Regions from separate parts of the Homo sapiens genome. Here region 1 is linked to region 2. Evidence: read pairs that join two places in POLR2A ChIA-PET (ENCODE). Cell type or tissue: GM12878. All regions are shown on one strand. Each heading gives the region's core, and the rest is flanking DNA. Links, peaks and the distances in the headings are about the cores only.

Region 1 (3,181 bases), core at 481-2,980, 390 kb after region 2:
CCTCGGCCTTCCAAAGTGCTGGGGTTACAGGCGTGAGCCACGGCTCTGGCCAGAGTTGGATATTCATAACAATTTTTTTCTCGGGTAGTGTGTTAGGTGCACGACATGTTTTAGGCATTGCAGGAGTTTTGTTTTTTTTGGTTTGTTTAGATGTAAAAGCTGTCAAAAAAAGGAATTACATTTAATGTGAGGGAAAGCATACAAATATGAAAGGTTAAACTTCAAAGGACACACTTACTGCTTCATTGTCCAATGTGTGGGATCGAGAGAGGACTGAGTTCAAAAGACTTAAGGAGTAGGGACCTTACTAAAGGAAAGGAGGGAGGGATTGGGAAGGTGGGGAGGATAGAAAGGGTTAATCAGGTTGGGCAAGTTTTATTCTGTTATATAAAGACATAAACTCTTAAATTTGATTTGTTTTCTATTGTTAAAGTTAATCTAAATCTGTGAGTTTCTTGATGAAATTGGGAGTAAAAAAGTGAAGGATATCTAAAATTAGATGGTATATTTTAAATCATTCCCTGATGTTGTTTTCTGTATAGTAAACTGATAATCTGACTGACTGAGATATGCAAACAAAACCAAACTCCAATGCTGCTTCATTCATTCATTGTGTTGAATCTTCAGATTAACTGACACTTGACACCCTCTCCTGCCACAGCTCTACAAAAGCCCCTAATTTGTGCAGTAGGCCCTACCACAGCAAGGCCTGCAAAGCAGGTGCTGTATATAATGCGTTCCTATTTGATAGCTGAGTACTAGAAGCCTTTTGCTATTCAGCCTCCAAGGTCCATCAATCTCTGGGTGCAGTTGTCCTCTGGGGCTCTCCTTTAGCCACCACCACCTCCACTGCTCCCTGGGGCTCTTCTCCCATAGGACTGGTTCAGTAGGAATAACAATCTCTCCTTCCTTGGTTAACAACAATAACAACAATTTATTGTGGACATGTGCCCATAACAATTTAATTATGGGCACATATCAAAGCTTAATTACAATCATGCTCCAAGATCAAAGCCAATTCCAAAATTTCTCTCAGCAGAGACATTTACAGAGAAAAGAGAAGTGGCTGGCAGGTGTGGTGGCTCATGCCTGTAATCCCAGCACTTTGGGAGGCCAAGGCGGGCAGGTCACCTGAGGTCAGGAGTTGGAGACCAGCCTGGCCAACATGGCAAAAACCTGTCTCTACTAAAAATACAAAAATTAGCTGGGTGTGGTGGTGCATGCCTGTAATCCCAGCTTCTCGGGAGGCTGAGGTAGGAGAATCACTTGAACCCAGAAGGCGGAGGTTGCAGTGAGCCGAGATCAACCTGGGAGACAGAATGAGACTCCATCTCAAAAAAAAAAAAAAAAAAAAAAGGCCAAGGTGGGCAGATCACTTGAGCTCAGGAATTCGAGATCAGCCTGAGCAACATGGTGACACCCATCTCTACTAAAAATATACACACACTCAAAAATTAGCCGGGCATACGTACCTGTGGTCCCAGCTACTCTGGAGGCTGAGAAGGGAGGATCAGTTGAGCTCTGGGGGATGGAAGAGGAGGAGCAGGCTGCAGTGAGTCATGATGGTGCCACTGCACTCCAGCCTGGGTGATAGAGCGAGACCCTGTCTCAAAAAGACAGATACAAAGAGAAGAGTAATTTTATTTAAAGGTTACTAAATTCTTGACTGACAGCTGGGTGGGAAGGGAGCTCATTTCCTTGGAAAATTTCTTATCCAAAAATTGCTTATTTTTTTAAACTAGAACACTTATTTCTTTCAAGAAAAATTTACAAATTATATCAGGTAAAGTTTTAATCCAAGATCAAATTTGGGGTAATTTTTTCTTTACTTTTGATGATCCTAAGGAAAACTCCTTTTTTTTTTCATTTTAAGATTTTTTTTTTTAATCCTTAAAGCCGACTTCGTAACTAATAAAAATGACAAAAGATGAGGTTTAAAATGTTTCAGAATCTTAGAAAACATCTTAGAACCACAATCCTTGACCTGTGTAATTCATCTTTTCCTTAGTTAGGAACCAGAAGTCCTTTGAAGTGCAGGCCCTTTCTCCACCGCCATTTGCATCCTTGTGCAAGGTCTGGACTATAGTTTTTTAGCATCTACTGTTTATCAGGCACTTGACATAACATCAACTCATTTATTCTTCATAACAGCCTTGGAAGTGGCACTGATTATTTATACCCATTTTACAGATGAAGATAATTTAGGTCTCAGAGAAATCAAGTGTCTACTTCTCAGTTTTTTCAACTACAGATTATTATCTTTCTGGCATATGATTTTTTATGTTAATGAGAGGAAATTTTTCTAGATTTTCATCTATTTCTTGATTTGGTTTGAATACTTTGAAATATATTTTATAAAGGTTCTTAAAGCTTCAATGACTTATTCAAAAAAAACTTCAGTGACTTATCTAGAAAATGAAAGAACCCTGATTCAAGTCCAGGTCTTCTGACTCTGAAACTTGGGTTTTTTTGCTACACTAAAAAGAATCAGGCTGTTTTGTGACATTTGAGTTTTCCACTATTTGAAAAAAGTATATGCTTCTTACAACCTCCGAGCTATTCTTGGTTCACACATTTTACTTATTCTTTAGCACTAGAAACTTTTTTTTAAATGATTTTCTTCTTGATCATAAAAGTAATACAGTGGTTCAATATGTGGAATATGAACAAAATCCAAATCTCCCATAATCCTCCTGCTTAGAAAAGGACATGATACAGATTTTGGTATATTTACCTTGAGGTTTTGTTTATAAGGCATAGATATTTTAAGAACTGATATCCCATTATACCACATATACTTTTCTATACTTAAAATATCTGCCATTAGCTAACTGGATTACTTGTTTTGCCAGTTGCATTGTTATTATCACTTAAACTGATAGTGTGAATCAGCTTATTTTACATCAATGTCTTCCTAGAGTAAAATTTAAAAAAAAAAAAACCTCAGAAAGCCATATATAAATTTTATTGCATCGCTTCTCAGTCTTTTGGCTAAGATCAAGTGTAGACTTTATTGTAAACATTTTGTTAATTACCTTGAATACTTTATAATTTTTTTTTTTTCAGAAAAAAAAAAAAACCACCTGCTATAGTTTTTTCTCTTGTTTTACCCCCAGGATTTCCCCTTGGGATTGGTTAATAAGAAACATGGAACATTTTCCCATGGGGATGTAGCTGGTAT
Region 2 (4,977 bases), core at 2,392-4,891:
GAAACCCTAAAGACTCATCCAAAAAGCTCCCAAATCTGACAAATGAATTCTTTAAAGTTTCAGGATACAAAATCAACGTACACAAATCAGTAGCACTGCTATGCACCAACAATGGCCAAGCTGAGAATCAAATCAAGAACTCAATCCCTTTTACAACAGCTGCATAAAAAAAATAATAACAATAGAATACTTAGGAATATACCTAACCAAGGAGGTGAAAGATCTCTAAAAGGAAAACTACAAAACACTACTGAAATAAATCACAGATGACACAAACAAATGGAAACACATCCCATGCTCATAGATGGGTATAATCAATACTATGAAAATGATCATACTGCCAAAAGCAATCTTTAGATTCAATGCAATTCCCATCAAAGTACCATCATCATTCTTCACAGAACCAGAAAAAGCAATCCTAAAATTCATTGAACCAAAAAAGAGCCCAAATAGCCAAGGTAAGCAAACAAAAAAGAACAAATGTAAAGGCATCACATTACCCAACTTCAAATTATACTACAAGACTATAGTAACCAAAACAGCATAGTACTGGTATAAAAATAGGCACACAGACCCATGGAACAGAATAGAGAACCCAGAAAGAAAGCCAAACACTTACAGCCAACTGATCTTTGACAAAGCAAACAAAAGCATAAAGTGGGGAAAGGACACCCTATTCAACAAATGGTCCTGGGATAACTAACAAGCTACGCGTAGAAGAATGAAACTCATCTCTCACCTTATACAAAGTCAACTGGAGATGGATCAACTCAAACTTAAGTAAGATCTGAAACCATAAAAATTCTAGAAGATAACATTGGAAAAAACTCTTCTAGACATTGACTTAGGCAGAGTTCGTGACCAAGAACCCAAAAGCAAATGCAACAAAAACAAAAATAAATAGATGGAACCTAATTAAACTAAAAAGCTTCTGCACAGCAAAAGAAATAATCAGCAGAGTAAACAGACAACCCACAGAGTGGGAGAAAATCTTCGCAAACTATGCATCTGACAAAGAACTAATATCCAGAATCTACAAGGAACTGAAACAAATGAGCAAGAAAAAAACAAATAATCCCATCAAAAAGTGGACAAAGGACATGAACAGACAAAAGAAGATATACAGTTGGCCAAGAAGCATATGAAAAATGTTCAACATCACTATCAAGGAAATGCAAATTAAAACTACAATGAGATACCACCTTACTCCTGCAAGAATGGCCATAATTAAAATATCAAAAAATATTAGATGTTGGCATGAATGTGGGGAAAAGGTAACACTTTTACACTGCTGGTGGGAATGTAAATTATTACAACCACTAGGGAAAACAGTATGGTGATTCCTTGAAGAACTAGAAGAACTACCATTTGATCCAGCAATCCCACTACTGGGTATCTACCCAGAAGAAAATAAGTCATTATCTGAAAAAGCCACTTGCACAGGCATGTTTACAGCAGCACAATTTGCAATTGCAAAAATGTGGAACCAGCTTAAATGCCCAAGAACCAATGAGTGGATAAAGAAAATGTGATATGTATATATACCATGGAATACTACTCAGCCATAAAAAGGAATGAAATAATGGCATTCATGGCAACCTAGATGGAGTTGGACCCCATCATTCTAAGTGAAGTAACTCAGGAATGGAAACCCAAATATCCTGTGTTCTCACTTGTAAGTGGGAGCTAAGCTATGAGAATGCAAAGACATAACAATGATATAATGGACTTTGGGTACTCAGGGGGAAGTGTGGAGAGGGGGGATGAGGGATAAAAGACTACTACAGTGTACACTCCTTGAGTGACAGGTGCACCAAAATCTCAGAAATCATCACTGAAGTACTTATCCATGTAACCAAAAACCACCTGTCCCCCAAAAACTACTGAAATAACATAAAAATGTTTTTTAAAAAGATCTTTACTAAAGATCTCTATTTGAGCAATCAGGATCTTAATATCTCCTCCAACCTGCTTCTCTCTCAGTAAGCCCTAATAATATCAACTATCTCATGTGCATAAGCCAGACATTTGAGACTAAATTTTGACCCTCTTTCCCTCATTCTAAATACGACATCAAGTTCTGTCCATTTTCCCTTCTTAATATCTCTCAAATTAGCCTTCTACTCTTCATCTGTCACTTTTAAACTATCACTATTGTCTTTCACCTGGACTACAACAAGTTCCTAATTAGTCTCTCCATTTCCACTCTTTTCTCCATCAATTCATTAAACACAGAAAAGTCAAAGTAAGCTTTTAACTTGGATTCAAATAATCTCATCTCGATGCTGAAAAAAAAAACTGCAATTGTATGCCACTGAAAATTTAAAGCATATAAATATTAGGATACCTTATCACACCCTACTTGCCTGTATGATCAGGCTATTCTCCAACCTCTTAACCTCACTTACATCTTCCAGAACAAAGACACTTTTTCAGTCTATTATCTCTCCCATCATCATCCTATCCTAACAGAAACTTTCAATAACACCCCCTGCCAACTATTTATCTAGAAAACTTCTATTTACTGAAGATAATTCATGTATGACCTTCTCTGGGAAGTCTCACCTGATCTCCTTCTTCCTTCCCATCTCTTCTTCCTCAACCTCAAAGAATTAGGTTTATTACCTCTGATTCCCATCATATACCACAATAGAGTCATTGCTACATTTTTTACAACAGAACTGTGCTTAAAATGGATGGTTTGCTACTCCCATGAGACTCTGCTTTTTAAGGGTAATATATCTTAGCCATCTCCCTAGCACCCAGGACTAGCACAAAGTAGACATTTAAATATTTGCTAAATAAAATGACTTCAAAATCACCATCACTATCACCATCACACTATCCTGAGTACCTGGGACCACAAGTATGTGCCAATGCACCTGGCTGTGTCTCATATTTACATTCCCACAGTTCCTAGTAAGCTCTTTACATAGCAGATATGAAATAATTTTATGTTGAATGATATATCTTTAAGAAACTAGGGAGGGCTGGGTGCGGTAGCTCACACCTGTAATGCCAACACTTTGGGAGGCCAAGGCAGGCGGATCACCCGAGGTCAGCAGTTGGAGACCAGCCTGGCCAACATGGTGAAACCCCATCTCTACTAAAAATACAAAAAAGAAAAGAAAAGAAAAGAAAAAAAGGAAAAAGGAAAAGAAATTATAAGTTTGTTTTCTTCCAAGTATTCACCTGAAATCTATTAACTCAGAAGGAGGAAAAAACAGTTCTTCAGAAAATAAAGCTTGGCCCTGTCTCCAAGAGCTCTCTCTCATTGCAAGTCTGGTTTCATCAGAGAAAGTGACTTCACAGAGAAACAAATTATATGTAGTTAGTACCATTTTCTTTCTGATTCAGGAAAATTATGAACTTCTAGTACTAGTAAAGTGAATCCTAACATTTACAACATATAAGTTTGAGCAGCCATAACATTTTCCTCAATATGCAAAATATCAAAGAAATTACTGTGATGGTTAATACTGAGTGTCAACTCGATTGGATTGAAGGATGCAAAATATTGATCCTGGGTGTAGAGGGTGTTGCAAAGGAGATTAACATTTGAATCAGTGGGCTGGGAAAAGCAAACCCACCCTTAATCTGGGTGGGCACCATCTAATCAGCTGCCAGCATGGCTAGAATATAAAGCAGGCAGAAAAATGTGAAAAGACTTGACCGGCTTAGCCTCCCAGCCTACATCTTTGTCCTGTGGTGGACGCTTCCTGCCCTCAAACACTGGATTCCAAGTTCTTCCATTTTGGGACTCAGACTGACTCTCCTTGCTCCTCAGTTTGCTGACAACCTATTGTGGGACCTTGTGATCGTGTGAGTTAACAGTTAATAAACTCCCCTTTACGTCTGTATGTGTGTGTGTGTATGTATGTGTGTGTGTGTATATATATATATGTACATATATTTCCTATTAGTTCTGTCCCTCTAGAGAACCCTTACTAATAAATTACACGATAAGTACAAATTACTTTTTTTTTTTTTTGAGATGGAGTCTCACTCTGTCACCCATGCTGGAGTGCAGTGGTGCAATCTCAGCTCACTGCAACCTCCGTCTCCTGGGTTCAAGTGATTCCCCTGCCTCGGCCTCCCGAGTAGCTGGGATTACAGGCACATACCACCACGCCATCATAGCTTTTTGGCTATTCATATAACTTATTTTGTGAAGTGTCCAAATTTTTTGCTAGTTTTTAAGTCCTTTGAATTTCTTCTGTATAATACATTGATGGTGGGACTATCAAGTGTTACCACTTTGGAAAAGAGGTTGGCAGTTTCTTAAAATTCTTAAAACATACACCTACCATATGATGCAGCCATTCCTCTCCTAGAGACTTACACAAGAGAAATGAAAGTATATGTCCACACAAAGAATTGTACATGAATGTTCACAGCAGGTTTATTTGTAATAGCTAAAAACTGGAAATAACCCAAATGACCATCAATAGATGAACAGGTAAACAAATTGTGGTATACCCAGAACAATAAACTACTACTCTGCAATAAAAAAGGAATAAACTATTGATACATGCATAATCTGGATGAGTATCAAATTAATTATGCTGAGTGAAAAAAGCCACACACACTTCCTTCCACCCCAAGAAGAGTACTCACTATATGTTTCCATTTATTTAAAAATTTCTAGAAAATGCAAACCAATCTATAATTACAGAAAGCAGATCAGTGGCTGCCAGGCGAAGGAGGGATTTAAAAAGGGGCAAGAGGAAACTTTGAGGGGTTTCATGGTTGTTTCCTAGGAAAGAGATATATTTGTGTATATACAGTCAAAATTTATCAAACTGTACGCTTTAAAGCTTATTGTATTCAAGCTCAATAAAGATGAAAAAAACTACAAGAAAAATAATTAAAAAAAACAAAAACCCGGCCAAGCGGGGTGGCTCTCGCCTATAATCCCAACACTTTGGGAGGCCGAAGTGGGAGCATCGCTTGAGTCCACGAGTTCAAGACCAGCCT

What was found. Peaks named below come from ENCODE experiments on the same cell type or tissue, not always from the same donor. Only the 100,000 strongest peaks of a DNase experiment are listed, where the experiment ranks them.
Region 1: POLR2A ChIA-PET joins it to region 2 with 15 read pairs; 17 of 35 experiments call an interaction of 5 or more read pairs at or near these places.

Annotation. Positions count from the first base shown.
Region 1 is chr6:89,353,531-89,356,711 of GRCh38, forward strand. No RefSeq gene overlaps it. Among named protein-coding and RNA genes, the nearest start is that of UBE2J1, 2.4 kb to the left of the region's middle. In GM12878, for the core only: no CTCF peak of the experiment used is centred there; no DNase peak of the experiment used is centred there; H3K4me3 peaks cover 1,335 bases; H3K27ac peaks cover 2,500 bases.
Region 2 is chr6:88,957,464-88,962,440 of GRCh38, forward strand. All of the region lies in intron 1 of RNGTT (RNA guanylyltransferase and 5'-phosphatase), which reads right to left. Among named protein-coding and RNA genes, the nearest start is that of RNGTT, 3.7 kb to the right of the region's middle. RefSeq lists an enhancer at 4,574-4,977. In GM12878, for the core only: no CTCF peak of the experiment used is centred there; no DNase peak of the experiment used is centred there; H3K4me3 peaks cover 1,458 bases.